Linked DNA regions of Mus musculus: regions 1, 2, 3 and 4 are each linked to region 5. A link is a loop called in an ENCODE intact Hi-C map of the cell type or tissue named here. Cell type or tissue: left cerebral cortex. All regions are shown on one strand. Each heading gives the region's core, and the rest is flanking DNA. Links, peaks and the distances in the headings are about the cores only.

Region 1 (5,862 bases), core at 1-5,000, 310 kb after region 5:
TTCCCACTGCAATCCTCATGGGGGTGGGGGGCGCCCAGGGACCCGGGCTGGGGGAGGGGAGCTGAGAAACAGCTGTTGCCCGAGGCCCGGGAAGGGACGTGGACTGCAACTCCGGGGACTGCAGTCAGATTCTAAGAGGGACTTCCCACTCGACTTGGCCCCTCCATCCATGTCTCCCACTCTGTCTTCCTGGTTCTTGCTACACAAAGACCACACTGGCCACACCCTCCCGGTGGCCCCACTCAGCTCCACTCCCGCTTCAGCTTCCCCGGGTGCGGGGCGGGCACTCACCGTCCGGGCGCGGGCCTCTGGGCCGGCTGCGGTGACCCCCAGGCCAGCGGGGGCCCCCCAGGGCGGCGGTGACGGCAGGTGGAGCGGTGGGGGCGCAGAGGTAGGCGGCCGGCAGCAAGGCAGGGGCAGCAGGGGCGGCGGGCAGGCCGGGCTCGCAAAGGCTGCAGGATACAGCGGAGGGCATCAGGCGGCCGAGCGGGAAGGGGCGCGGACTGTCGCGGGCTAGACCCTCTACGGGCTCCGGAGAGCTGCCCTCCTGGCGTGCGCGGGCCATGGCGCTCCCTGGAGCCTGCGGGACACGGCGGGAGGTCAGTGGGGCGACTGCGGGGGGGGCCTGCAGGACCCCACCTCGCAGACACCCTGCCTGGAAGTCACTCCCACCCAGGAAGGGATGACCCCAGGGACAGCCTGGCCGGGACACATGGTGAGGGGCGCACAGACTGCGTCTGGGGTTTGTAGCAAAACCCACCAGGAAAACTGCCTACTACTCTCAGGGCTTGGGCCAGGGAGAACTTTCTCAACAGAGAAGAGCGCAGAAGGGGTGCTGGGGCTCCCAGGATACACGGTGCTGTCAGAGAACCGTGTGTGTGTGTGTGTGTGTGTGTGTGTGTGTGTGTGTGTGTGTAATGGGAAGACACCAGTGAACTCAGAGAAGTGTCCAACTTTACCGCCCCTCCCGCTCCCCCAGTGAGGTGGCTCACCCAGAAACACATGGGGACACAGACATGCACACACAGCCATCCAGAGCCCTTTCAACATATTTACACCAGTCTCACACTGACCCGCTGCTGACATGCCAGCGCTCACCCGCCCACAATGCAGCCGTCACACACTGAAGCACAACAGACTCAAGTCTTCAACGTGTTTCTCCCGCATACACACAGACAACCCAAAGACACCCCCCTTACTATTCCTTAGCACATGCACCACCATCATCTCAAAACACACCTGAATGTGCACCCCCCCCCAACTTTGAGCTCCTGGGACACAACAGCCACACATAGACACAAGTCATCATATCCAGATACATCATCCCCCCTCGTGTGCGGGGCAGCCACATCGGGAGGCACCAGCCGCAGCTGGTAGAAGCCATAGGTCCAGCCTCTACTCTCAGCCCCAATACACCACAGCCAACTGTCAGCCCCAGAAAACACACACACACACACACACACACACACACACAGAGCCCAGCAGCACACACACCTAATGCAGAGACAGAAAACACTGGCCTCACGTGACTGCTATAAACACTACAGAGAGAGAGCACCACATGACACATAGCCTGGATCACAGAGACAAACCCCTCAGACCCAAAACTCACTCTCACCCCCCCCTCTCTCTTTCTCACACACACACACACACACACACACACACACACACACACTGCATGCAGAGAGAGGGGCTGGCACTGAACCCGCTAGATCCCCCCCACCCCCAAAGCCCTTCATGCTCAGCGTGCCTTGTGTGCCTTTTGCTGCTCAGAAGTCACCCAGCGAGCGATCAGGCACTGGGTGGCATCCCATCCCAAAAGCTGGGTACAGCAGATGCTTGTCTTGGAGACACCCAGAGACAGCACGCGCGCGCGCGCATACACACACACACACACACACACACACACACACACACACACACGCAGCGCACACTTGGGCGAGACCCCTGCACAGCAACACAGCTCACTCAAGCGACACACAAACACAGCTCAAGTGCCCCGGTCGTCCGCACCACCACCACCAACACTACCAGGCAAGCGACAGATACAGATCCCCTTTTCACCCCTTAAGAGCACACGTATACAACTCTGGTTTGGGGGGTGGCCACCCACACCCGTAAACGGACAGGTGCACCCCACCCCGCAGACACGCGGGCAAGGACTCACGCAGACACCCCTCCGGGTGACAAACGCCAACATCTCGGTGTAGGGATACAAACTCGGGAGCCAAACACGAGCACACACACCCAGGCGAGACACCTGCAGATCCACAGCCCCGCACGCGCGGTCCCCGCCGCCCCTCCGCTGTCACAGCCCCCCCCCTCGACGCCGCCACGTGCGCCCGCCCCGCCCGCCCAGCGCGCGCGGGGCCAATAACCGGCTGTTGCTGGGGCGCAGCCCCCGCCCGCGGGAGCCACAGCCTCCGCCGCCCCCTGTCGCCGCCCCCGGCGGGCGCGCGCTCTGGGTGTGGCCGATCCTCGGTGCCACCCCCCACCCCAACCCTCCCGCAGTGGGACTCGGGGGACTCGAGCGAGCCCGGGGCCACGCTCCTCCCAGGTCTCACTAGCCACCAGGGGGCGCGGGCGAGCCCGAACCCCATTGTTTGTAAACAAACCCGCCAGACCGCTGTGGCACCTGTGCGCCCAGACAGGGCGCCCTGAGTCCCAGGTGCTTCCTTCCCGCCCGCCTGGCCCAGCCTTAGTCCCAGTGATGAAAGCTGGGGCACAAGCTGCGGGAATGCAAGGCGACCGTCCTATCGGCCCGTGCACCCCGTCACCTCCTCCAGGGAGCCCTCCGGGCCTTGCCGCTCGTAAGCAGCTTCGGGAATCGGGGTGCTCACTCACCCCGGGGGCATGAACACTCCGGAGAAAGGAGGCGATGGGGTGGCGGGCGGTTGCCTTCTGGAGGGCTCGCCCGCCGAGTGGGTTGCTATTGAGGCACCTTGCTGCTGCTCCTGCTGCTCTAACTGCAGTGACTGCTGCTGCTTCTGGAGTCTTCGTGTCCGGATCACCGCTGCTGCTGCTTGCTTGCTGGTGTCGCCGCCGCCTCCTGGGCTCCCCGCTCGCATGTGGCTCTATGCCGCGTCTCAGGCCTCCCGGCAGATCCCCGGGCCCCGCTCGCTCGGCGGCCGCCCCGCCCCGCCTCTCGCTGGCTCCCACGCCCCGCCCCCGCGTGACGCCAGGGCCCCGCCCGCGGCTGGGGACAAGTCGGGGCTTGCAGTCGGGCGCCGCGCCCCCTACCTCGGCGCGGGGGGTTTCCCGGCAGCCAGAGGGGCGGGGCGAGGCCTGGTCCAGGCAGGAGGAGCAGCGTGGGGACAGCCCAGACCTAGGGTGTCCGGACACACGCTTGACACACTGACACACTGACTGGGACCCACACCCACACCTGAGGAGTACGCTCAGACTAACGGACTGGCACGCCAGGGTGCACTGAGTCAGTGATGACTGAGCCACAGGGACACAAAGTCAGACCAGAGGCACAGATACACATCAGGACAAGGGCCTGGACACACGAGCTCACACAGACCCAGACATCCAGATTATCTTACTTACTGGCTCACTGGGTCACACACAGACAGTGACAACCCAAAACGTAGTTGCACAAACAATATTCAAACAGTCTCCGACGCACAAACCCGTGTCCCCAGATGCCTAGGGCATTCACACTACACTAAAGGCTGACCCCTTCTCAGAACAACTTCCTGGCAGGTTCAGAGGGACACACACTCCAATCCAAATAGCACTCTCAGGCTGACACCCGCAATAGCTGAAGCACAGCCACTAGACTGCACTGGCTGACCCTACAAAACATGCCAGTCACATACAGAAGAAACTGAGCCCAGACCTGTGCTCACAAAGTCACTCCTGAGACAGGTTCCTGCTAAATGGCTTGATGGCGGGTTACACTCGTGAACTTAAACACCTGGCCCGCCTGGCGTAATACCCATCTGGCACTGGACAAATGGGGAAGAGGCAGCCCTGTGCTCCTGGCACAGACATGCCCGGGCAGCCCCCTGCACCCTATTTCATCCTGTCTGTTGTTTCTGTTTCCTTTCCCTTTTCTAAAAGTCATTTATTTCCCTTCCCTTTTGAAACAGTGACCCTTCCTCCTCCCAAGCCGTAGACATCTCTCACGGCACTTGACAGACTCTCTGTCTCACCCAAACTGTCACCAAACTTACTGAGTATATTACTTACCTATGGGTGCCCAGCACTGGGCCCGCTGTGAAAGGGTGTCACACAGCCATGTGAGATAAGACACTTGTTAAAGAAATAAACATAGTCACTTACACCTGTCTTCCCAGCACTTCCAGAGGATAAAGCAGGAATGTGGTTGCAAGGTTGGAGTCTGTCTGAGTTACATAGTGAGTTCCAGGCCCCCCCCTTTTTTTTTTTTTCTTTTTTGGTTTTTCAAGACAGGGTTTCTCTGTGTAGCCCTGGATGTCCTGGAACTCAGTTTGTAGACCAGGCTGGCCTCAAACTCAGAAATCTACCTGCCTTTGCCTCCCAAGTGCTGGGATTAAAGGCATGCACCACCACTGTCCAGCTTGTTTGTTTGTTTGTTTGTTTGTTTGTTTGTTTGAGACAGGGTTTCTGTGTGTAGCCCTGGCTGTCCTGGAACTCACTTTGTAGACCAGGCTGGCCTCGAACTCAGAAATCCTCCTGCCTCTGCCTCCCGAGTGCTGGGATTAAAGGCGTGCGCCACCATGCCCGGCTCTCCAAGCCCATTTTTGAGCACAGCAAGTGATCTTTTTCAAAAAACGAAGCAAGTGGGGGGGGGGGGGAGAACTCAGTGATTAAGAGTGCTTACAGCTCTTCCCAAGGAAGGACCTGTGTTCTGTTCCCAGTACCTACATCTTGTGCCTGGATATGTAACCCTAGCTCCAGGGAATCTGATGCTCCTGGCCTCCTGAGAGACCTGCGTCCGTGTCCACACACTCACGTACACACACACACACACACACACACACACACACATACTCACACACAATTAAATTTAAAATAACCCACAACTGGACAATCTGCAGACAGTGAGAGACCTTGGAGCATTCAGCTGTAAACTGGATGTTTTCATCCAACTCCTTTCCTCGGGGTTCAGGGACCCACGCAGAAGAGGAAGTGGAAAGATCACCAGAGGTGGCAGATGACTCCAAGAAAAGTGTGCTCCGGCTGGGCATGGTGGTGCACGCCTTTAATCCCAGCACTCAGGAGGCAGAGGCAGATGGATTTCTGAGTTCGAGGCCAGCCTGGTCTACAAAGCGAGTTCCAGGACAGCCAGGGGTATACAGAGAAACCCTGTCTCGAAAAACCAAAAAAAAAAAAAAACCTGACAAAATCCCAGCAGTGAGTAGGGTAGGACACAAGGTCCCACCTCTAGTCCAGAAGCTATTTGTAATTGATTCCTTCTCGGGGGAGGGACATCAGTTCTCTCCAGTGGAGTGTCACTGGGCTTCTATACTCCAGGACAGGTCTCAATGCCCCTCTGCTGCCCCCCCTCCCCCCACACACACCAGTAGTTGGTCAACCCAAAACAGACTGCATGGTTTTTTATGTGCTTTTTCCTGAGTTTAGTGTTGGCTTGGTTTGGTCTTTTTGGTTTTCTGTTTGTTTTGATTTTTGGTTTTGGGGTGGTTTTGTTTTGCTAAGACAAAGAGAGAAAGAAAGAACATGAAGTTGGGTGGATAGAGAGATGGGCAGGATCTAGGAGGAACTGAGGGAGGGGAAAGAATATGATCAAGAGCTGGCGAGATGGCTCAGTGGTTAAGAGCACTGACTGCTCTTCCAGAGGTCCTGAGTTCAATTCCCAGCAACCACATGGTGGCTCACAAACATCTGTAATGGGATCTGATGCAATCTTTTGAT
Region 2 (6,040 bases), core at 343-5,342, 330 kb after region 5:
ATGCAACACGTGACCAGAAAGCAAGTTGGGAGTAAAGGGTTTATTTGGTTGGTTTTCATATCAAAATCCATCATTGGAGAAAGTCAGGATAGGAACTTAATCAGAGTAGGAACCCAGTGTGTTTGCTCTCCAGACAAACACCAAAAAGCTACAACCTGGGGGCAGCAGTTAATGCAGAGGTCATGAAGGAGTGGTACTTACTGGTTTGCTTCCCAACAGCTGTCTCAGCCTGCTTTCCTATAGAACCCAGGACCATCAGTTCAGAGATCAGGCACCACTCACAATGGGCTAGGCCCTCCCCCATCAATCACTAATTATGAAAATGCCCTACAGCTGGATCAATCCCCAGCAACCACATGGTGACTTACATGGCAGCATTTTCACAACTGAGGCTCCTACCTCTCTGATGACTCTAACTTGTGTTAAGGACAACAAACCAAGCCAGTACAGATATTTTTTTTTTAAAAAAGTAATAATTAAAGTGCCAGCACATTGCTCAACAGGTAGAAGAGGTTGTGCACCTGACAGTCCAGGGGTCAAACTGAGGTCATAATTGGCCCAGTGTCTTTACTCTCTCAGCCATGTCACCCTGCTTTTTCTCTCCCTCCCTCCCTCCCTCCCTCCCTCTCTCTCTCTCTCTCTCTCTCTCTCTCTCTCTCTATCTATCTATCTATCATGCTGTTTTTGACCCCGAGGCAATCCTCCTGCCTCAGTCTCCCAAGTGCTGTAATTAGAGGCATGACACCCAGCTTTGTATAGTTGATTTTTTAATATGAATTTATTGTACTTTTATTGTTTTGCCAGTTGATAAAATAGACATATCTGATAAGTTATTTTTAATTATTATAAATACAAAAAAAGGCATGCTTTAAATAACTTGGAAGATTCTACTAGCTCCTTTTTGTTGCTTCTTCAAATCAGAAAGAACATTGCTTTTGTAGTGGACGTATTTTGCCACGACGCCCAGCTTTGTAGTTGACTTTTTTCCTTTTTTTTTTTTTTTTTTTTTTCAAGACAGGGTTTCTCTGTGTAGTCCTGGCTGTCCTGGAACTCACTCTGTAGACCAGGCTGGCCTCGAACTCAGAAATCCGCCTGCCTCTGCCTCCCAAGTGCTGGGATCAAAGGCTTGTGCCACCACGCCTGGATAATGTTGATTTAAAAAAAAAAAAAATATATATATATATATATATTTTAAAGACTTCATGTGAGTGCACTGTCACTGTCTTCAGACAGACCAGAAGAGGGAATTGGATTCCATTACAGATCGTTGTGAGTCACCATGTGGTTGCTGGGGATTGAACTCTGGAGGAGCAGACAGTGTTCTTAACTACTGAGCAATCTCTCCAGCCCCTATATAGTTGATTAAATTTTTTTTTCTATTTTTATGAATTGGTTACAGTTTCTATAATTAAGGTTTCATTTGCAAGAAGAGGTAATGAAACCAGTTTAGGTTTTCTGGGGTCCCTGTAAAATGTCTGATTTCTACTTAGTAAAATCGGAAATCAGTAAGCCAAAAAAGGAGCCCAGAGATTTAGGGCTACATGTCTGTGGGTTCAAGTCCCACCTCGTGCCCCCAGTCCAATCCCTGAAATCAGAAAGAAGAAACAGGCTTCTGCTACCTTCTGCAGAGCCTGAGCGGGTGCGGACCCTTTAAGGCACCCGGAAATGGGATGTCAAGACCGGAAGTGCCCTACTTATTTCCTCTCTTCACGTGGTGCGGGCCGGAAGTGACGAGTGAGGCCCGGGAGCTGTGGACGCGAAGGCGGACGAAGCCGGAGTCGCAGACACCGCGGGGTCTCCGGGACAGGTGACCGGGGGAGGGGGCCGGGAGCGCGCCCGGAGAGGGCGGGGCCTGGTCGCCCACGTGAGGGGAGCGTGAACGCGCGCGGACTGGGAGGCGAGCCGCCGGCGGGGGCGGGGTCAGGGTACTCTGCGGGGGGCGGGAACCCGACGCCCACATGTGTCGCTTGAGGGGTGCTGAGGTTGGGCGGTGAACACGTGGGCAGAGCCAGACGCGCGGGTGCTGGCAGGCCCGAAGCCCTGGCGGCTGCCAGAGTGGGGCGGGGCTTGCAACGCTGTGTCGGTCTGGGGGCGGGGCCAGAGTTTTGCCTGGAGGACTAGGGGCCCGGCTCGGGACGTTGGGCGGAGACGCTGGGGGCGGGATCAAAGAGTGTAGGATGGGGATAAGAGGCGGAGTCTGGGCGTTAGCACGGTGGAAACTGGGGGCGGGGCTAAAGTGTTGGGGCGTGTAAGGGGTGGAGTTTGGTCGGTAGGCGGGTGAACCTGGGGGAGTGGTCAAAAATGGTGGGCGGAGTAAGATGGGGGCGGGGCTAGAGTATTGCTTGGGGCCTTACAAGTTAGTCTTTGCTGTAGGGAGTGCCACAGGGCGTGGTCATGAGGGCCAGGGGTGGAGCTAAGGGGGGGTGGATGTGTTTGGGGCGGGGCCAAAGTTTGGAGGGGAGTGGGGAAAGGGGCAGGGTTTGGGCTTTGAGTGAAGAGGTGATGACTGAGTTGCGGTGTTGTGCTGGGTTTGGTCAAGATGCTGGGGGTGTAGCCGGAATGTTGTCCTCAGTGTTTTAGGTATTGATTGCTGCACTAGGGCGTGGTTACATTATTTATTGCATGGGACTAGTGTTTGGGGCGGAGACTTCCTGGGCTAGGCAGGAAAGTTTTTTGGTTCTGGTGCTGGGTCCTGATTCTTGCCCAGAAGCTAGGGGAGGGTCCAGGGGCTGGCTGAGACTGGGTGGAGGTGGAGCTACGATGTCAGGGATTTTGCGGGTGGGGCTAGGGTGCTGGTGGAGAATGGCGAATGGCGGGGATAGAGTTAGGAAGTTTTTACTGAGCTGGGGAGCGGGGCCAAACACAGGCAGGGAAGTAGGGAACTCAGAGGCGGGGTCAGAATGTTTCCCAGTCTGTTGGGGGGCGGGCCAGTTAAATTGGAGGTGGCGCCAGAGTGTGAATTTTTGGTGGGCGGGGCCAGAAGTCTGGAGGGAAAGGAGGGGCTTGAAGTTTCACCCTAGGTAGGGGTGGGACCACAGACGTTTTTGCAGGTCAGGGATGCGGTTGCTGCTGGCAGTTTTCTCTTGTAAGCCTCTGTAGAAGTTCTGTCATCTGCCTTGAGTATCACTATGAAGGTCAAGTCTGGTCCAGGAAGGCCCCTGCGGTGGATCCTGGGCCTGCTTGCTGAATCTTTTCCGCCTTGGTAGGATGAGTGCCTTTTTAGGATGCTGGGGGCTGGGGAGTCATGGACTAAAGTCCGTGTTGGGCAGACAGAGTTGGAACCGTTTTTCATTATGATTTTTGTTTGTTTGTTTTGTTTTTCGAGCCTTGGCTGTCCTGGAACTCACTCTGTAGACCAGGCTGGCCTCAAACTCAGAAATCCGCCTGCCTCTTGTCTCCCAAGTGCTGGGATTAAAGGCGTGCGCCACCACTGTCCGGCTTTCATTATGATTTATTTATTTTGTGCATGTGTGCGGGATCACATGGAGGTCGGAGGACAACTGGTGGGAATCATTTCTCTCCTCCTTTGTGGGTCCTGGGGATTGAACTCAGGTCTCCAGGCTTGCAGCAAGCACCTTTACTCCAGGAGATCCCTCTGGCCCTCTAGAAGTAACTTTTGCAGGTTGGAAGGAAAGATTGTAGCTGACCTATTGAGATCCAGATCCTGGCTAAAATTGTCATAGGAAATGGAGCCTGGACTGACGCCTTTGGAGGAATTAGTATGAGTTACAGGGGTGGGTCAGAATTTTCCCAAGGTGGGTCTGACTAATTGCATGGGTGGATCTAGAACTGAAGGGCGGGGTTTGTGTTTAGAGAGGCGAGGCTAGTACTTGAGAATTCCCTTGATGAAGTACAAGTGCATTTTCCTGTGAGTCTGTGTTTTTGGAACCCTCAATAAAGGAGAAGAGACAGCATTTCAGAATGCTGTTGATCTTAACATACTGTTCTCTCTGCTTGCAGGAGCTTCCAGTGCTACATGTATTTTCTGTGAGGGAGATTACAGCCAATGATGGTGAGCTGGAGAGGGGTGGGCAAGGTGCCCTACAGAGACCAAACCCTTAGGTCCTGGGTAAAATGCCCATGTGGCAGGAAGATTTTTCTTTCCGCCTTTCAATTGCTTCCTTACCACAGGCTACCACACTAGATTTGAAGTCAAAGGAGGAGAAGGATGCAGAATTGGACAAGAGGATCGAGGCTCTTCGTCGGAAGAATGAGGCCCTCATCCGGCGCTACCAGGTGCCCTAGCCCTGCCCTGGAGACCCCATCCCCTCTCCTCCCCGCAGTGAGTTTTCCCCACCTCTCCCTTCAAGCGTTCTCATGTTTCCCTTTCACTCACAGGATGCAAGCCAAAGACCGTGGTCTGGCCTCCCTCCCTCCATCCTGTCATTCATTCATTCATTCATACATTCTTTCATTCATGGATTCACACTTTGCTCACTGATGCCTTCAGAGTCCCTGCTCAATGCTGAGTGGTCCTGGGGACACAGTCCCCAGACCTGTTCTTAGGGTTCTGTGTCCAATTTGGGACATAGTTGCCCTTCGTGATGACCCAGAGTAGACAAGGATGGGCTGGGGGAATGAGTGGATCTGTGGGAGTCCAGAGCGCTCTCTCTAGCCTGAAGACATTAGGGAGGGCTTTCTGGTAGAGGGGATTCTGAGAACTGAAGGGTGCCTCAGTATTTGAAAAGGAAATGGGTATACATTTCACACGGGGGAGTTTGGGCAAATGTTTGGGTGCAAGAGAGGGCTTAGTAAATCAGCTGATGGAGAATTGGTCTAGGGAGGTCATGAGGGGCCAACCATATAGGTTGGAGAATGCCTAAGGGCACTAGGGAGCCATAGAGGGCTTTGAATGTGAGAGAGACCTGGTGAGACTACTCTGCATAGGAGACATTTTTTCTGTGCAGTGGTGGATGGTAGGGTGTCATTATAGAGTTCAGATAGAAAGGTGGGGCAGGGGCCCTAGTGGGGGAGGACAGGCGTGACTCAGTGACCAAGGGCAGTTGGGGCTAGAAAGGGAAGAGGAGGGAGGGTCCAGAGCAGGGCCCAAGAGGACATAGTAGAGCTATCTCTAGGAAGGGACCTAGGAGAAGGGTGGCCCTCATTGACTCATTTTTCATGCATTCATTCATAAAGTCAAAACAAAAAAAAAGTTGGGTTTGATTGTATGCCAGGCAGCACTGGAGGCTGGGAGGAGGGGCGCATCCAAGAACAGTCCCAACAGGTATCCCGTGCTTTACCAAGCAGGTCATGAGAACGGAGAAAGGCAGGTTGATGGTGAGACATCTGAAACCTGAGTAGTTACAGTACAGGCTCACAGAATGCACTGTAGCAGAGCAGCTAGTACAAAGACCCAGGGCAGTTCTGAGCCCCGGGGAATAGCGAGAAGGCCAGTGCAGATAGGCAGGAGAGGGGCCCCCACTGTGGGCTCCATGGTGATAGGGAAGCATTTGGCTCTTACTGATGGGCTTACTCACAGTGGGGGCTTTGGAGCAGCAGAGTAACATGCAGGGGTTTGATGGAAGTCGCTGTGACCCATGGCTAAAGCTCTGGAGAAAAGCCTGAGTAGAGGTGCAGGGCAAATGCAAAGGACTATGGGAGTCCAGCTGATGGACAGGACCCCTAACACTCCATTCCCCTGGGTATTTGCTTCTAGGAGATTGAGGAGGATCGGAAAAAAGCTGAACTGGAGGGCGTGGCAGTGACAGCCCCCCGGAAGAGCCGCTCCATGGAGAAGGAGAATATGGCAGTGGAGGTGGAGAGCCCAGCGTGTCTGAATCCGCAGGATGGGGAGGAGGCTGAGGGCTGAGGCCTGGGACCAAGACCTACCAGCTGCCTCTTAGCCTGGGATGCTCCAGTCTGTCTAACCTTTGATTGATTCCTTTTTCCTTTCCCTTTCAGGAGAAGAGCCTGGGTCCCTCTCGGAGGACTCCTGGGACTCCTCGACCCCCAGGGGCCAGCAGAGGGGGCCGGACCCATCCCCAGCAGGGAGGCCGGGCAGGCGTAGGCCGGGCATCCCAAGGCTGGGAGGATGGTGCTG
Region 3 (6,040 bases), core at 334-5,333, 150 kb after region 5:
TGCTTCATCACTGATCTATGTTGCCAGCCCTCATTTTAACTTTTGAGATAGGAACTCATTTGTTATGTACCCCAGGCAAGCCTTTAGTCATTGATTCTCCTACCTTGCCTGCCAAGTAGTTGGAGTTACGGGCCTTCACCACCAGGTCAGCCTCAGCCTTGGGCTATTCATTGGACCGGGCTTCGGTGCCCAGTGAGGACAGTCTGCGCTGTTCCCGTCACTAGCACTGCCTGTACTGTATAGGACCTGTGAACAGAAGTACTCAAGAACTTTTTGGTTTTGGTGTGAAAAAGAATGAGGGAGTGGACAAATTCCTCTTTCCAATGTCTGTCACTCAGTCTTGGTCTCTCTGTCCCCTAGGGAACAACCATCCTGTGAACTGGTTCTCTATGGTGGCTGGCTGGGAGTTTAAGACTGACTGGGCCCCTAAGGGCTGCCCAGAGCAGTGAGTCAGACCAAGGGTCCCTGACTGTCCTCCTCCTCCTTCTGTCCCCAGCCCCAGGCCGCCGAGGCCCTGTGGCTCTGGTCTCTGAAGTCTTCGAGCAACACCTAGGTGGACACATCCTACAGGTGAGCGCCTCCCTTCCTAGCCTGCTGCTTTGTGCTGCCACCTGGTGGTAGCATCTGGGAATAGCACTATTTTTCCTGCATCAGTTCCCTGTGGAGAACTGGACAGGACTAAGGGTACCCAGGTTGTTCCCTTCCTACACCCGCTCCGTTTGTCTCAACTCTAGTCCTTGGATGGCTTCGTGTTCGCTTTGAACCAGGAAGGGAAATTTCTCTACATCTCAGAGACAGTGTCCATCTACCTGGGTCTCTCACAGGTAAGTCTTCCCTGCAGTAGGCAGCTATCTTTACCGCCTGACCTATGCATGCCCTTACTCTCTTCTGGTATCACTAAGCACAACGTGAAAAACAGACAACCTTCCTTGGAACCCCACAAAGCAGCCCGACATATGCTGGAGGACTCAAGCAGGACCACAAGTTCAAAGCCAGCCAAGGAGACTTAGCAAGACCTCATTTCAAAATTAAAAACCTCATCTAGAGATGTAGTTCTACAGCGATGTGTGCTCACCTAGAATCCTCCAGGGAAGGGCTGAGCTCAGTGAGGGTGTGAATCAGCGGTATGCCACTTGTGTACCATTCTGGAGGTCCTGGGACTCCAATCCATTGTGTCTGGGGCAGGATTGTAGCTTGGTTCATAGAATGCTTGCCTGGTGTTCACAAAGCCCTGGGTTCCTTACATAAACTGGGCATGGCGGTGAGGTATAAACCTTACATTAAACTCCATCACTGGAGAGGTGGAGGCAGGAGGACCAGAAGTTTCAGGCCAGCCTAGGCTATCTGAGACTGTCTCAAAAACTAACACTTCCCCAAAGGAGGGGACTTGAATGTGTAGGTGACAAAGTAGGGTGGATAAGGTGGTTGTGTGGGTGGGGTGGGGGATGAGGGTGAGGACCACAGGGGGGATAAAGGTTAGAGGGAGACAGGTCACCCACTTCAAGCAGAGGGACAGTAGAAGAAGGCACGGTGGGTTTCTGAGTAAGAATTGCCATAGTTGGATATGCAGCTTCCAGGAGAGTTTTAAATGGGGCTTGAAGGTCAGAGGCTCCCTGTGAAATCAGAGCATGATCAGAACAGAAAGCTAGAGGCTGTACTGAAGGGGCCTGGCATGGGATCCATGTGAGATCTGAGAGGCCAGTCTCCAAGGCCCTAACTCATTAAAGAGCTGACAACTGCCGGGCTTGATTTCCAGCACTTGGGAGGCCGAGTCAGGAGGATCACCACAAGTCTGAGGCCAGCCTGAGCTACCTAGCAAACCTCTGTCTAAAAAAAGAAAAAAAGAAAAAAACAAAAAAACAAAAACAAAAAGGGCCAGATGTTGCAGCACATGCCTTTAGTCCAGAATTTCAGGAGGTACAGGCAGGCAGATTAATAAGTTTGAAGCCAGAGCTATAAAAGTGAGACCCTGGGCTGGAGCGATGGCTCAGTGGTTAAGAGCAGGTGCTCTTCCGAAGGTCCTGAGTTCAAATCCACATGGTGGCTCACAACCATCCATAATGAAATCTGACGCCCTCTTCTGGGGTGTCTGAAGACAGCTAGAATGTACTTACCTATAATAAATAAATAAATAAATAAATAAATAAATAAATCTTTAAAAAAAATAATAAATACATCTTAAAAGAAAAAGTGAGGCCGGGTGTGGTAGCGCACGCCTTTAATCTCAGCACTTGGGAGGGTTCGAGGACAACCTGGTCTACAAAGTGAGTTCCAGGACAGCCAGGGCTACAGAGAAACCCTGTCTCGAACACCTCCCCCCCCCAAAAAAAAAGTGAGACCCTGCCTCAAACAAAAAAAGCCCCTCCCTCCTTAATTCAAAAAAGCAGGAAACACCTAAGAAAAACACAAGCCAGTTGTGAAGTGCACTTGAAGGTTGGGCGAGCAGACCTAAGCTAAACCCAGCCTCAGCTTTGGCGCTCACGCGGCTCCTGCATTCCTCTCCATCACCGGCAGGTGGAGCTGACGGGCAGCAGCGTCTTCGACTACATCCATCCTGGGGACCACTCGGAGGTCCTAGAGCAACTTGGATTGCGGGCTGCAAGCATCGGTCCCCCTACACCACCTTCCGTGTCCTCCTCTTCCTCATCGTCTTCCTCCTCGCTGGTGGACACCCCTGAGATTGGTAATTTCCAGGAATCCCATCCTTGCCAGTGAATGAAGCCTGAGGGTAGATCCTGGTTTTTGTGTTTAACATGCTACAAAACAAGGTTTTGTAAAACAAACAAACACAACAACAACAACCCAAACCAAAGCAACAACAACACAAAACAAAAAACCCACAATGAGTCAAGCCAACTTAAGGCACTAGGGTGTCTAAACTTGCCTGGTTCCCCAGAGTGGCCAAAATACACCAACATTTGAGCTGCTACAAGGAAGTAGGAATAAGACTGAGAATTTTTTTTTTTTTTTTTTACATTCCACTGTGCCTTTAAATTTTCATTGGGCCCTAACTTCAAACCCACAAGCCATGAGGGATGGCCCCCAACTCCAGGCACAGCACAGAGAGATCAAGTTACTTGCCCCAAGTCACCCAGCTGTTCCATATTTTTAGTTGTGTGTGTGTATGTGGTGTGTGTTTAACTTTCAGGATACAGTTCTTTTGTTGATTGTTTGGGGTTTTTTGTTTTGTTTTGTTTTTTAGTGTTTGTTTGTTTGAGACAGGGTTTCTCTGTATAGCCCTGGCTGTCCTAGAGCTCACTCTGTAGACCAGGTTGGCTTTGAACTCCTCCTGCCTCTGCCTCTGTGTGCTGAGGTAAAGGCATGTGCCACCACGGCCCAGCTTCCTTTCTTTTATACTTCTAGTCTGTGGTAGGGGACCTGACTGTCACAACAGTTCTAGCCTGCCCTCTGTGGTCACAGGTGGCTACTCCAGCCTGGGTCAGACTGATGCCAGCGGATGCCTGGGGGGCAGAACAGAGCTTCTGAGCAGGAAAGAGGGGCTCATCTGACCTTGGACCTGGCTGTCCCACAAGGGGAGATTACTTTATCAGTGTACCTGTGCGACCATTAGATGCATCTGAGTGTCTGGAGCAGCCACAGTGAGGCTGGTTCTGAGTTGACGGGGTTCTGGAAAACTATGACAGCGCCCTCTTGTTCTGCCTCAGAAGCCAGCCCCACCGAGGCATCGCCTGCCTTCCGAGCCCAAGAGCGGTCCTTCTTTGTCCGCATGAAGTCCACCCTCACCAAGAGGGGCCTGAATGTCAAAGCCTCGGGGTACAAGGTGGGTATGAACTGTCTCTTTCCCCCTGTGTGCCAGCTATATCCCGGGATACAAGGTACTGAGAACAGAAACTGGGAGACACTCAAAGCCTTCCCAGGGCCAAGGGATCTGTGGGTATCAGGTGGAACTGGGTGAAGCTTTGACTTGGCTGTGGTCCTCCTGCCTCAGCAGTCCCACCTGGCACCTCCCCAGCCACCCCCACCTTCCACAGGTCATTCATGTGACAGGGCGCCTGAGGGCCCGAGCCCTGGGTCTTGTAGCCCTTGGACACACGCTGCCCCCAGCCCCACTGGCTGAGCTGCCTTTGCACGGACACATGATTGTCTTCCGCCTCAGCCTGGGCCTCACCATCCTTGCTTGTGAGAGCAGGTACCAGGGTAGGGGCGGGAGGGAAGGTGGGTCCAAAAGGACCTGGGGATATGTGGGGACCAGTCAATCCTGGGCCTTTCAGTCAGGGGCCGTGGGGAGTTGGGAGGAGAGAGGACAAGGGAGAAGGCAAAGGTGCCTGGGAGACGTGAGGGTGGCCCTGGCTCCCTTACAAGGCTTGCCCATTTCTTTTTCGGGCCCCCTTTTCTTCACCTATGCCCATTTTACAGAATGAAACTGAGGTACTGCAAGGGTGTGGATCCTGGGGAACCCTGAAGCCAGCTCTGCTGTCTCCTGTCACCCAATGTCTCCCCACTCCTTTTCCCTTTCTTTCCTGTGTCCTCCAGAGTTAGCGACCATATGGACATGGGGCCCTCAGAGCTTGTGGGACGCAGCTGCTACCAGTTTGTTCATGGACAGGATGCAACCAGGATCCGCCAAAGCCATCTGGACCGTGAGGCACACTTCTGTACCCTCTCCCCATCCTCCTACCACCACAAAAACACGAATGACCCTGCTTCCCTGTTCCCTGGAAGTCCTTCTTCAGGGCTAACCAGAGTCTCTGGTTGCACTGCAGCTTCTGGGGGCTGTTCGGAACAGAAAAGCAACAAAGAGGCTGAGCAGTGGCTGGGGGTGGGGGATGAGGGTCAGTAAGCCGGGTAAGAGGGGTCTCTGACCGATGCTGGGGTGCCTCTGGGTCTCTGACTACCTCTGTGCCTTTCTCTCTCTTTCTCGATTCTCCCCACTCTCGCTGCCTCTGCCTGTCTCCTGCTCACCTGCCTTGACCCTCCCCACCCCTCTGGGCTCTCTGCTCCCCTGGGATGGACCAGTGCTGGACAAAGGGCAGGTGGTGACTGGTTACTACCGTTGGCTGCAGCGTGCGGGGGGCTTCGTGTGGCTGCAGTCTGTAGCCACTGTGGCCGGGAACGGGAAGAGCACTGGGGAGCATCACGTGCTGTGGGTCAGTCACGTGCTCAGGTGAGAGGTGGCCCATTGCCATCCCAGCATCTCCAGCAGCTGCTCCCCATCCCAGCCAGGGCCCTTAAGGGAGGGCTGGCTCTGTAGACACAAAGGGGAAAGAACCTAGGAGGCCTAGGTATGGAATGGCCTCACTTGGTGGACACGGAGAGGAATCAGTGTTGGGAGGAGACACATCTGTGACGTAGGCAGGGCAGGAACGCTCGTGTGGTGTGCCTCCGGCTGAAGGTGTGAATTGGACTCGTTCGTGTGGTGTGCCTCCGGCTGAAGGTGTGAATTGGACTCCAGGGCACTGGGGAGCCACAGCAGACTCTATACAGGGAGAGTGGTGCAAAACATACACGCGTTGTGAGCAGAGGGCACAGAACGGATGAGCCTCAGGTCTACAGCCTGAGAAGCCCAGGGAAGAGCAGAGCGATTGGGGCTGGAGCACAGAGTTGGGGGCAGGGGAGGCTGTAAATGGCAGCAGGATATTTTATCTCGTGGTCACTGGAGAACTATTGAAGGCTTTATGTCTGGAGGGGATCACAATTCTGCACTTTTGGAAATATTTTTCTTTCTGCTGAGAGTTGACTGGGAACTAAAAGGGACTGGAGAACAAGGGGAGGCTGCGGCATGGTTTAAGAGATGAACGGGGAGAAGAGAGAAGAGGGGTGCCATTTGCCCTTTGCTGAGCTGATTTGATTTGGACCCTAGAAGGGAGCAGGTGATTTAGATAGGAGAGACACAGATAACCATGGCATGCTTAGAGGATGTCCAGGTAACACGAGGTGGCTGACAGTGGCTCAGGTTTGCCACAGCAGGGAGAACTCAGATGAGAATATATTTGGAACTGGGTCTGGTCCTCTTTGTCCCAACCAGTGGAAAGACTGAGGCAGGAGGCCACCTTGGGAAACCCAGGGAGTGTCTGTCTCA
Region 4 (6,040 bases), core at 626-5,625, 320 kb after region 5:
AAAAAAAAAAAATTAAAAAATAGTGTGGATGTTGCTCAGTGAAGGATTCCTAGCCTAAGTGTGGGTGAGGCTCTAGGCTGCATCCCCAGCACTGCAAACAAACAAACAAACCCAACACCAAACACAAAGCAGCAAGTGAGCATTAACAAAAAGACCTCAAGCCTAAAAGATCCAGAAGTCTGCTACCACCGATCCAGGGCTGGAAGCCCCCAGTCTCCGGGGACACTGATACGCACTCTTAAGTCACTTTAGAGAGGCCCAGATTCCTTAGTCCCCACCCCAGGGACATCGAAGGCGCCGAGCCTTCAGCTCCAGACCCCAGCTCTAGTCCTCGGCGGAGCTCAGGTGCGGCCCGCCCCTTCCCTGGTACCTGGGGGGGAGGGGGCGGAGACTAGGATTACTCAGCCTCCAGAATGAGGCGATGACATCATCCTGGGGGGGGTGACTAATGGCCGCACGAGGGGGAGGCGGGGAAGTTTACCCGGTAACAGCGGCAGCCGCTTGGCCCCGCCCCCAGGAAGTGCAGGAAGGGGGAGGAACTGCACCCAAATACACAAACACAAGTCCTCCCTGCATCCCTCCCCCCAGCATCCCACGTGCACTTAGCTTCCATGGACCAGAGCAGGAATGATATGTGTGTTTATATGAGTGACAATTTCCTCTAGGCGTGTGGCCAGAGTGTTAGGGAGTTGTTCTATGAAAGTGATCGTGTCAGGGGGCTAGTGTGTCAGTGTGATGGTCCCTGTCAGCACGCTAAGTATGGTGATATGTGCGTGTCAGGCTGTTGCAACAAATAGTTGAGTCCTTGGGCTATTATAAGAGTCCTTGGGATGCTTTTCTGTGAAAAGTGTGCAGATATAAGCAGTAGGCTGGCATGTGTCAATGCTATGGCTCCTGTGTGGGGTTATTTGTGTGACACTGGGATTGTGTCACAGCCATGGAGGTGTGTGTGGATGTGTTGTATTTCTGTACTGATGTCAGTGTGTCTCTCTGATGGTGTCTGCCACGCCAAGCACCAGTAGTACTGTGTGCATATCATAGTAATGGGTGTGTTTACATGCCCCACACTGCCACCAAGCATACACATTATCTATACAATGCCATGTGTCATTGTGAGTATGTCACTGTGGTTGTGTCTGAAGATTGGGTTGCCTGTCCCTGGGACTGTGCACACATCAGTGACATTATGCTGATTATAAATCTCCCTCGAGTGTGGTTGTGAAGTGTGTGTGTGGGCTTATGGTTGTGCCACTGTCACTTGTGACAAGGCCATTGTGTGTCAGTGTAGTGGTATGTGTGAACTGTGCATTGCTTTACTGACTTCAAAAAGATGTGTAGTGCTTCCCGGGGCTGTGTGTGTCTGTGTCTTGGGATTGTGTATGCCTCTAGGTGTGTGTGTGTGTGTGCGTGTGTGTGAGTGCCTGTGTGTGTGTGTGTGTGTGTATGTTAGTGGGTCTATGTATGTTTGTGTATATATTCATCTATGGTGTGCATGTATACATATACATGTGTATATGCGTGTGCATAGGTATATGTGTGTGCACATGTAAGTTTATATGCGTGTATATGTGTGAACATTTGTGCATATGTGTGAATATTTGTGTATATCTGTGCTGTGTGTACACGTGTGTGAATGTGTTTCTGTATGCGAATGCAGATAAGGGTGCATGCGTGTGTATGAATGTGCGTACATGTGGGTGTGGGACGGTCTCCGTGTGTGTGTTGCCGTGTAGAAGAACTCCGCGTGTCCGCGGGACAGTGGTGGCGCGCGCCACCGGGCCTGTGTCAGCGGCTTCCTGGGTGTGGGAAGGTGCGCGTGTCTCCAGGCCTCCTGCCCGAGAACAGCTGCGCCGCTCTCTGATTGGCTGCAGCCTCGCCAGTCAGAAGCTCCGGAATCCTGCGGTAATTTGGTAACTTGGTAACTGGCCCGCGCCGCCGCGGGGCTGGGGGGCTGGGCGGGCCCACGACGCGCCCCATCCCGCAGGGCTGGTCCCTACGGTCCCCACCGCGCCCATAGCCTGTCCTGCCTCAGCATCCTTGCCACTTGCTTGGTTCCTGTTGCCGGGGTCTCTTCCTTTTATTGTCTCTCGTGTCCCACCTCTCTTCCATCTGTTTTGACTTGAACCTGCTTTCTGTCTCTCCAACGTCCGCCTCAATTTCTGTCTTTGTCGCTCACAAAAGTCTTTCTCATTCATGTCTCTCCTTTCCTTCCTCCCCACCTCTCTTTCTCTCCATCCCACCGCTAGGCTCCGAATTCACTTTCTTTTTTATTTTGCAAGAAACACCCACTTTGTCCTCGACCCTCCCCTCAGGCCCAGGGTTCTGGCAGCAGGCCCCATACAAGGCAGACTTCAGGAAGGACTTCCCGCCCTGGTTCCAAACCAGAGCGTTATCGCTCGGGCCAGGCGGAGGCCGGGCCGCCCCGTGGCTTCCGGAGGCGCCCGGGCGGGATGAGCTCACTGCAAGTTGGCTAGGATTTCATCAGCTTCCTCTGCCTGAGTTGCCCCCGCGCTGGTCCTGCGCCGCCAATCCATCGTGCGCTTGCTGCCCCCTAACGGCCAAAGATGAAAGCGCAGGGTTCTCAGACCACGCAGAGGAACCTGAAGTTCTCACAGCAACTCCAGGACTTAGACCTGGTTCTGCAGTTCTGGAGCTCGAACCCAGGGCCACTGAGATGAACTACGGACCCTGAATTGACTGTGTATATGGTTGAGGGTTTCTGTGTATGTGTGTGTGCGCGCGCTTTTGCAAATGTATTCAGGACTTCACACATCCTAAGTTCTTATACATTTAATTATATCCCCAGCCCATTAAAAACTTAAAAAAAAAAAAATTGTGTGTAAGGGCTGGAGAGATTGCTCAGTGGTTAAGAGCTCTGGCTTATCTTTCAGAGTTGTTGTCCCAGGATCCACAAGGCGGGCTTCATTTTAAACTCCAGTCCTATGGTATCTGATGCCCCTTTCTGGCTGCTGTCGGCACTGCACACATGGTATATATTGTAGGGAAAAATATTGCACAGACAGAAAATAATAAATGCTCTTAAAAAAAAAAAAGGTGGTTCATGCCTTTGTCCCAGCACTAGGGAGGCAGAAGCAGGTGGATCTCTGAGTTCGAGGCCAGCCTGGTCTACAGAGTGAGTTCCAGGACAGCCAGGGTTACACAGAGAAACCCTGTCTCATCAAGAAAAACCTAAATAAATAAATAAATAAATAAATAAATAAATAAATAAATGTGTGTATCTATGTCTCTGTGCATATGACCAGGAGATGGGGTTACATTCCCTGGGGTTGGAGTTACAGGCCATAGTGAGCTGCTCGTTGTAGGTGGTGGGAGCCAAATTCTCAGGTCCCAACCCAGGAGCCATTCCTCCAGCCCATTCTCAGCTTATTTGTACTTTTTTGTTTACTGGCAGGGTCTTTTTTTGTTTTTGTTTTTGTTTTTTCGAGACAGCATTTCTCTGTATAGCCCTGGCAGTCCTGGCACTCACTCTGTAGACCAGGCTGGCCTCGAACTCAGAAATCCACCTGCCTCTGCCTCCCAAGTGCTGGGATTAAAGGCTTGCGCCACCTCGCCCGGCTTCAGGGTCTTCTTCTTAAGCTGCCTTTGAGCTCACTCAGTATCGCCTGCTTGCCGTGTGGGACTGAGCAACTGCTAGATCCTTGTACTTCCATTCACAGCTACTACTGACCATTGTTGGGAATTGGACTGCAGACTGTAAGTCATCAATAAACTCCTTTACTATGTAGAGACTATCCATAAGTTCTGTGACTCTAGAGAACCCTGACTAAACAGAAGTTGGTACCAGGAGTGGGGGTATTGCTGTGATAGGCCTGACCATGCTTTTATTTGAAAGAATGTGGATTTTGGGACTTTGGATTTGGAAAGCAGTGGAATGCTTTAAATGTGGCTTAATGGGTCATCCTAGTAGGAATATGGAGTAATTTGAACTGTGTTTAAACTGTGTTGGCCTAAGAGATTTCAAAAGAGAAGAATTTCAGTATGTGGCATAAAGAGTGTTTTTGTGGTATTTTGGTGAAGAATGTGGCTACTTTTTGCCCTTGTCTGAAAAGACTGCTTGAGGCTAAAGTGAAGAGACTTGGACTAATTGCATTAATTGCATTGACAAAGGAAGTTTCAAAAATGCCCAGCAGAGACTTTGTTCTCTGGTTAAGTCTTATGAAGAGAAATTTGAACAAGCATAACAAGCATAGAAAGGAAAAATATAAAATATATGGTTGGAGTATTAAAGGCATACCAAGAAGTGAAATGGAGCAAAATCCTGTGTTCTAGGAGAAATGTTGTTTTTTTTTTTTTTTTTTTTCTAAGACTTGCCTTGGTCATGGTGTCTGTTCACAGCAGTAAAGCCCTAACTAATACACTGACCTTGAAGTTTCAATCCTCTTGCCTCAGCTTCTCCAGTTTCTCGGACCCCAGTACTACCTTGCCCCGATCTGCTCTGTTTTTGTTTTTGTTTTTCAAGACAGGGTTTCTCTGTATAGCCCTGGCTGTTCTGGAACTCACTCTGTAGACCAGGCTGGCCTCGAACTCAGAAATCCACCTGCCTCTGCCTCCTGAGTGCTGGGATTAAAGGCGTGTGCCACCACTGCCCGGCTGACTTTTTTTTTTTTTTAAAGATTTATTTATTATTATATGTAAGTACACTGTAGCTGTCTTCAGACACACCAGAAGAGGGAGTCAGATCTTGTTATGGATGGTTGTGAGCCACCATGTGGTTGCAGGGATTTGAACTCTGGACCTTCGGAAGAGCAGTCGGGTGCTCTTACCCACTGAGCCATCTCACCAGCCCTGACTTTTTATATATAACTTTCAACCATGCCTTTAAATTTGGTATAAGTTCCAGGCTCCAGGAAGTCTGCTTGGATCTGCTGTAGGTCATTTTACTGTCAAATAAACGATCCAGAAATTTGTGTGTTTGGAAGCAATAATGATGGTGCATACCTATTGAGAACCTATAGTTTGCTTTACCTTTAATTTGTATCTATCCATTTATTTATTGAGACAGGGTCTCACTATGTAGCCCTGGCTGGCCTGGAACACTCTGGGTTAAAAAGACTGGCCTCAAACTCACAGAAGTCTGCCTGCCTCTGCTTCACCAGTGTTGGCATTATAGGTGTTTGCTACTACACCCTGCCTATGTGCTCTTTGCAGCAAACTTACAGATTGTTTACTGCAAAACATGTGTGGCTAATAAAAACATTGCATATTTCAGATACTTAAATGAGAAAAAGGTGAATATTCTTGACATAAAGAAATGATAAGGGGGCTGGTGAGATGGCTCAGTGAGTAAGAGCACCCGACTGCTCTTCCAAAGGTCCAGAGTTCAAATCCCAGCAACCACATGGTGGCTCACAACCATCCGTAACGAGATCTGACGCCCTCTTCTGGTGTGTCTGAAAACAGCTACAGTGTACTTACTTACATATAATAAATAAATAAAATCTTTAAAAAAAAAAAAAAAAAAGAAATGATAAAAGCCGGGCATGGTGGCACACGCCTTTAATCCCAGCACTCAGGAGGCAGAGGCAGGCGGATTTCTGAGTTAGAGGCCAACCTGGTCTACAAAGTGAGTTCCAGGACAGCCAGGGCTATACAAAGGGCTGAGATGGCTCAGTGGGTAAGAGCACCCGACTGCTTTTCCATGGTGGCTCACAACCACCTGTAATGAAACCTGACTCCCTCTTTTGGAGTGTCTGAAGACAGCTACAGTGTACATTACATGTAATAAATAAATAAATAAATAAATAAATCTTGGGGGGAAAAAGGGGGGGCTGCAGAGATGGCTCAGTGGTTAAAAGCACTGACTGCTCTTCCGAAGGTCCTGAGTTCAAATCCCAGCAACCACATGGTGGCTCACAACCATCTGTAATGAGATCTGACGCCCTCTTCAGGTGCATCTGAAGACAGCTACAGTGTACTTAGATATAATAATAAATAAATCTTTTTTTTTTTTTTTAAAGAAAGAAATGATAAATGTAGCCAGGTGACTGTGGCACATGCCTTTAGTCCCAGCACTCCAGAG
Region 5 (6,040 bases), core at 714-5,713:
TGGTCTAAACCTCTTCCAAGCACCTCTGCTGGATCCTGCCTCTCCTAGACAGCTGGTCTCTCTCAGTCTTCTTTTAGTACTCTGGGAGAGAGAGACCTAGTGAATCCGGTCAGTTTCAGGGACTTCCTGAAGCTATTTTGTTTCCATTCAGAATGAAATGTTTCAAACTCTGAGGAAACTGCTATACAACAGAGTTATGTGTGAGAGTATTTACAGGCGGATCCATTTACATTTAGTACTTGTGGTGGTTAGAATGAAAATGCCCCCCATAAACCTAAAGGGAATAGCACTACTAGGAGGTGTGGCCTTGTTGGAGTTGGTGTGTCACTGGGGCTGGGCTTAGAGGTCCCTAAAAGCCCAAGCTGGACCCACTGTTTCTCTCTCCCTGCTGTCTGTTGATCCAGATGTAAAACTCTCCAGCATCATGTCTGCCTGCACATCCTTATGTTTCCCACCATGATGGCAATGGACTAAACTTCTGACCTGTAAGCCAGCCCCAACTAAACGTTTTCTTCTTTATGTTGGATGATGATGGCACACACCTTAAATTCCAACAGGCAAAGGCAGGAGGATTTCTGAATTCAAGGCCAGTGTCTGATCTATGGAATGAGTTCTAGGATAGCCAGAGGTACACAATAAAACCCTATCTTAAACAAACAAACAAACAAACAAAGTTTTTATAAGAGTTGCCATGGTGATTAGCATAAGAGTTCTCTCTTAAGAGGCATCTGAGAGATGATCTCACACTGTTCTGTTATTTACAGGCTAGGATGGCTGGACATGTACACCCGTAATCCCACTACTTGAGAGCTTAAGGCAGGAGGATCAGGAGCTGAAGGCCAGTGTTGGCTGCATAGTGAGTCTGAGGTAGCCTTTGCTACAAAATACTCCATCTCAAACAAAATAAAGCTGGGTGGCCAAAACCTGTTAACTCCAGCATCAGCAGAGGCTGAAGCAGGAAGACTGAAAATTCAAGCCTGAAAGAACTGTATAGACTGACCAGCCTAAACAACTTGGTAAAATTCTGCCTGGGGGCGGGGGTGGGGGTGGGGGTGGGGGTGGGGTGGGGGGAGGGACACAAAACAAAAACCTCTCTCATTGGTAGAGAGCTTGCCTTTTACCTGTCCCGCACCAAAAGCAAACAGGCAAACAAGCTGAGATCTGTGCTTTACTCAAATTTACATGAAATTTATTTCATTTTCCCTGCTCTCTTTTGCTTTCTGAGGCAGGATTTCTCTGTTTCCTGTGCTGCCTTTGAGTACCCAGACTATTGCAAGTCAAAGATCAATCTGGCCGCGAATTCTCCCAGTCCTCCTGCCTCTCCCTCTTAAGTGCTGGGATTATGCTAATTTTACAAATTTATAGAAATAGGTTCATCGTGAATCCTTCCAACAAAATTTGGCGTACTGTACACTAGATGTCTTGAGTCCTTCCTGGAGAGCTGTGATTCTGCTGTGATTGCGAGCACCCCTGGCTTCTTGTCCCTTCCTCATCATAGGCTGCCTTTCTGGCCAGTGGAGGAAGGAAGATCATCACTGGCAGTATTCTCCCGCAGCTTTAGCGAGAACCGGCTTTCTCGGCTCCGCGGGTAGACGGCGCTGTAGGATCATCGACCTCTTGGTCAGGATCAGCCCTGGTTCCGACCCTCTCTTTAATTCTCCGGAATAGGGACTGAATACGTCCGAGCATCGCCAATTTTTATGCAAAACTTTTGTGGTCGTGTCAATCCCCCCGCCGCCACCATCCATTTCTGCAATTCGCGTCCAGACCTGAAGCGCGTTTGGTTCCTAGCATTCTGGTGGAAGTGACCTCCAGCTACTCGGGCCTCCAGGGCTATGCTTGGGAAATCTTGATAGAGATCCAACCCAGCAGCCCGGCAGCCCGTTCTTGTCTCTGTCAGCTAATTGTTTAGTCGGATGTTTGTTTATCCTGGAGTGAAGGGGGGCCGGGTGCGCGGGGGTGGCTGCCCCAAGGGAAGCCTGCTTCCTGTCGTTGGCTTACTCAGCTACCATTCGCCTACTTAAGTCCTGGAAAGAATTGCAGAGCTGGGAAGGCCTTGCCGGATGGTGCCTTCACCCAACAACAACAACCAAACACTTCCTGAGCCCTCTCCCTTGTGCTTAGACCTGTTGGTGACATCTATGGTGATTGTGGGAGTGCTAGATCTGCGCTCTTAAGCGATAGGAAAGAATTAAGAGATAGGAATAGCCAGGCTGCGGTTGCAAATGCCTTTTATTCTAGAACTCTAGAGGCAGAGACAGGCAAATCCTCCTCTCTCTCCTCCCCGCCCCTCTCTCTGTGATACCCAGGTTCTTTGGGATACTAGAGGGGCCAGCTCCCTGACCCAGCTTGAGAGACATCTGAAAGCACAAGAGTGAGCAGACAAGGACTTTGCCTTTTTGACTACCATTAGATTGAATGCCAGCTATTCTTTTTGTTTCCTATTTAATTACTCATTAACATCTACTTATATTTGGCCTTTTCTTGTTGTTCTTCCTATTATTATTATTGGTGAAACCAGAGTCCATGTAGCCTGTGCTGGCTTGGAACTAACAATGTAGCCAAGGTTGATCTTGATCTTCCTATCCTCCTGCCTCTACCTCCAAAGGGCTGTTATTACAGGATTCCCACTGTGTGTCATCACACCCCATTTATGTGGTGCTGGTGACTGAATCCAGGACAGGCTAGATAGGCACTCTAGGAGCTGAACTACAACCCTTGCCCAGTGTTCTCATCTGTGAAGCTCCAGGATCCGGCTATTCTGAGAGAGTGACTTCAACCTGAGAAGAAAAGGTGGCAGACTTCAAAAAGGAAAAACCTGAGGTCAAAGTGAGATACTGTCTGTTCACATATTTCCCAAGAGTGGATTTGGTAGGGTTTTGTTTTTATTTTATGTGAATGAGGTGTTTGCCTGCCTATATATCTGTGTACCACATTTGTGCTTGGTGCCAGTGGAGGCTAAGAGGGCATCAGAGCCTCTGGAATTGTAGTTACAGATGATTGTGAGCCACCACGTGGGTGCTAGATATCAAACTCGGGTCCTTTGGAAGGGCATCGGTGCTCTTAAGCACCACGGCATTCCTCTGCCTTGGAAGGGTATTATAGTTTTCTGGACTCTGTTGTGGTAATACATGCACTCATGTGAGAATGGGATTCCTTTTCTATCCAAAAGAGTTAGTCCAACAAAGGTCCATTTTTCTTAAAATTTTCCTCTTTCCCTTTACCTAGTTGATCAGCCAGCCAATCGAGTCAAATTGAGAATTCGAGTTCCCATCAATGGGATAAGACAAAGTTGCTACCTCCATCAATAATAAAAGACAAAAGCCATCTCAGCCATGTATGTTCAATAGTTGAGTTTGGGTTTTGATACGCACACACAGACACATTTTTCTTGAAATTTATTTTTACAGACATGGGTGTTTTTGCTCGCATGCCTGTGCAGTTTCTGGGGAGACCAGGAGAGGGCATCATTTTCCCTGGAACTGGAATTTCAGGCAGTTGTGAGCTGGAATATAACCTGAGTCTTTGAAGAACTGCCAGTGGTCTTAACCTCTGATCCATCTTTACACCTCCCTGCAAACACTGAGTTTGCAAACCAATAATAATAGTAATAATGATAAACTGTCTGGTTGAGTTATTTTTGCTTTGTTCTTGTGTTCTTTTGTGCAACTCCAACATCATTCTTTTCCAACACTCAGGAAGCAGAGGCAGACACAGTCACACATTCAATTCCAATCTAAGCTACATAGTAAATTCCAGGGCAGCCAGGATAGCTAGTGAGAAAAATGTTAATGGAAATTATCTTTAGCCAGGCATGGTGGCAAATGCCTTTAATCCCAACACTTGGAAGGGAGAGGCAGATCTCTCTGAGTTCAAGCCCAGCCTGGCCTACAAAGCAAGTTCCAGGACAGCCAGGGCTACACAGAGAAACCCTGTCTCAAAAAACAGAAAACAAAATTAACTTTAGTTTACTCCAGACACTCTGTGCTTAGGATGGAACCGAATGCCTTGTGTATTTATGCAAGCATTCTACCAATGACTTCTGTCCTCAGCCCCAAGTAATGATCTTTATAGATGGGAGAGGAACCCACTTTTAACTGTTGATCTCTTCAGCCCACACCACAAGAACCTGCCCTCCTAACAAACTTTAATGAGAGGCTTCATTTGTTGGGGTGTTTTAAAATTTGAGCACATGTAAACTTTTTTTTCAGAATATGAAAATTCATTACTGTGTTTCCACTGTAAAATTTTATGATATTGATTTTTCCTTCTTGCCTTTGTAGAGAGCCAAAAGAGACATACATACTGGCTGCCTTAACCACCTTAAAGCAGACTCCAGGAATATCACCCACAGCATGACCTTTTTGACTTCATGAAGTTCTGGCTGCTGGATTTGGTCGAGCCCATGTAATTTTATTTAGCAATGCTTACTGCGTACTCAATACGTGTAGGTCACTCCTTTACACCCCACCCTCATTTAGAGACACAGTAGTTCCCTCTTAACTCCCCTGTTGCTTTCTGATGTTTCAGTTACCGGTGGCTAGGAGGGTCACATCCACATTTCTCTTATTACAGCGTAATATATATTCATCGTTTTTCTATTGTTGTGGGTAATCCTCTGCTAAGAGTAATCCATCAGCTATTATAGATATTAATGTATAAGGGAGATCGCCCATATTTTACTGGGTTCTAGTAGTTCGAGGATTCCCACCATGAATCGTGGCCATAGGGCCTATTATACCTCATTCGATTCTCCAAGCGACCCTTTGGAGTTCAGTATTGTTATCCCACTTTACAGATGAAAAGCCTGGAAAGAAGTGCAAGGCTGGATCGGAAACACGTGCTTCCTTCAGGCATTCCACACTCTGTGAGGCGCCGGGAAAGCCTGTCTTTCACAATCCATCCTTCCGGAGGGCTCCCAGAGGAATACAGAGTTAGAGGGGAGCCCTCTTACATCACCATTCCCCCTGCAAGCACCCAAAGTGACATGTGGTTTGCTGTCATTTGCCCGATGCTGACTTGGGAGACTAGGGCTGCAATGCAGGGCCTGTCCTTCCTCTGCCCGAGACCAAGCACTGGGAGAAATCACCAGTAACTTGTATCAACGCGCCTGGCCCACAGGTTTTTCTTCAGCGCCCGGGAAAGAGCACGTGCCCCCTGTCCCCGCCCACTCTTTTGGGCTGGCCAACGGCGAGCCTGGGTTGGGCTGTGAAGGACCACGCCCCCTTCCCTCGCCCAATTGGTTCACTCGCTGGGTACGCTCCCTCCTTCACAGCCCCGCCTCGCCACCCCACGTTACGTCTGTCCCCCCAACCCCCTCCGTTATCCCGAAGCTGCGGCTCCAGGAGGCGAACCCACCTCCCTCTGCCTTCCATTGGTTAGTGAGGTCCCGCGCGAGCGGGATGGAGCCCTAAGTCCCCGCCCTCACGAGCCGGGCCAAGCCTCTCAGAGATGGCTTTCTCTTGGAGCCGGCGCGGTGTGGGGAGGGGCGGCGGGTACTGCAGCCTGGAACGCGCGACGCCGTGCGCGCCCCCCTTGCGGGCTCCTCCCTCCCTTCGGTGGCTTCGCAGGCTGCAGCCGTCTCTGCGCACGCGCACTCAGCCCACCCCGCGCCCTCCTGTGCCAGTTCGCGGGTGTCCGTCCTCGCGCTGTGTAAATCTGGCGCCGCAGCCGCTGAGGTAGCGGCGTTTTCCTCAGGCGCGCACGCGCACTCGCGCCCTCGGTGTCCGCGCGTGCCTGTCCTCCCGGCCTACGGTCCTCGCGGTGCGCTCGGCCCACAGGGCCGTTATCCACTTCCCAACCCCAGCCCCAGCATCTCTCGCCCCTCAGAAACGCACGCGCACTTGCGAGAGGGTCTCCAGTACGCGCACGGCCGCGGCGGCCGCAGGAAGGAGGCGACAACGCCGCTGCCGCCGCCGCCGCCGCCGCCGCCATTGCGCGGGAGGGAGGGAACGAGCGAGCGAGCGAGGCTGGTCCGCCCTCCCCCTGGTTCCCGCCCCTCCCCCCTTCCCCTCCCCGCCCCCCGCCCCGAGGGAGAGCC

Evidence for each region. A loop is a pair of places that touch in the nucleus more often than their neighbours do. Peaks named below come from ENCODE experiments on the same cell type or tissue, not always from the same donor. Only the 100,000 strongest peaks of a DNase experiment are listed, where the experiment ranks them.
Region 1: a loop joins it to region 5, with 2.2 times the contacts of the local background. A loop is called at or near these places in 2 of 42 quality-filtered maps.
Region 2: it touches region 5 in a loop (5-fold over the local background); 10 of 42 quality-filtered maps call a loop at or near these places.
Region 3: it touches region 5 in a loop (6-fold over the local background); 12 of 42 quality-filtered maps call a loop at or near these places.
Region 4: it touches region 5 in a loop (4-fold over the local background); 11 of 42 quality-filtered maps call a loop at or near these places.

What each region holds. Positions count from the first base shown.
Region 1 is chr7:16,306,844-16,312,705 of GRCm38, reverse strand. It overlaps Bbc3 (BCL2 binding component 3), which reads right to left and starts at 3,123. Exons shown (of 4, transcript NM_133234.2): 1 at 2,845-3,123; 2 at 292-580. The coding sequence starts at 565. In left cerebral cortex, for the core only: a CTCF peak has its summit at 2,570 (motif pointing right); DNase peaks (open chromatin) are centred at 2,303, 2,549, 3,164, 3,895 and 3 more places; H3K4me3 peaks cover 3,104 bases; H3K27ac peaks cover 2,205 bases.
Region 2 is chr7:16,282,467-16,288,506 of GRCm38, reverse strand. Ccdc9 (coiled-coil domain containing 9) reads left to right here and starts at 1,727. Exons shown (of 14, transcript NM_001382411.1): 1 at 1,727-1,807; 2 at 3,961-4,012; 3 at 4,132-4,236; 4 at 5,657-5,755; 5 at 5,902-6,040. The coding sequence starts at 4,007. In left cerebral cortex, for the core only: a CTCF peak has its summit at 3,026; DNase peaks (open chromatin) are centred at 1,746, 2,149 and 2,743; H3K4me3 peaks cover 1,953 bases; H3K27ac peaks cover 1,295 bases.
Region 3 is chr7:16,459,891-16,465,930 of GRCm38, reverse strand. Npas1 (neuronal PAS domain protein 1) reads left to right here. Exons shown (of 12, transcript NM_008718.2): 4 at 497-570; 5 at 735-824; 6 at 2,515-2,683; 7 at 3,666-3,781; 8 at 3,993-4,150; 9 at 4,495-4,601; 10 at 4,978-5,125. Among named protein-coding and RNA genes, the nearest start is that of Tmem160, 10 kb to the right of the region's middle. In left cerebral cortex, for the core only: CTCF peaks have their summits at 614 (motif pointing left), 2,514 (motif pointing right) and 3,409; DNase peaks (open chromatin) are centred at 612 and 2,510.
Region 4 is chr7:16,291,446-16,297,485 of GRCm38, reverse strand. No RefSeq gene overlaps it. Among named protein-coding and RNA genes, the nearest start is that of Ccdc9, 7.7 kb to the right of the region's middle. In left cerebral cortex, for the core only: CTCF peaks have their summits at 2,550 (motif pointing left) and 5,385 (motif pointing left); DNase peaks (open chromatin) are centred at 1,867, 2,517 and 2,936; H3K4me3 peaks cover 1,396 bases; H3K27ac peaks cover 1,610 bases.
Region 5 is chr7:16,614,675-16,620,714 of GRCm38, reverse strand. All of the region lies in intron 1 of Gm29443 (predicted gene 29443), which reads right to left. Arhgap35 (Rho GTPase activating protein 35) reads left to right here and starts at 5,722. Exons shown (of 7, transcript NM_172739.4): 1 at 5,722-6,040. In left cerebral cortex, for the core only: CTCF peaks have their summits at 1,588 and 3,450 (motif pointing right); DNase peaks (open chromatin) are centred at 1,619, 1,919, 3,462 and 5,418; H3K4me3 peaks cover 1,077 bases; H3K27ac peaks cover 286 bases.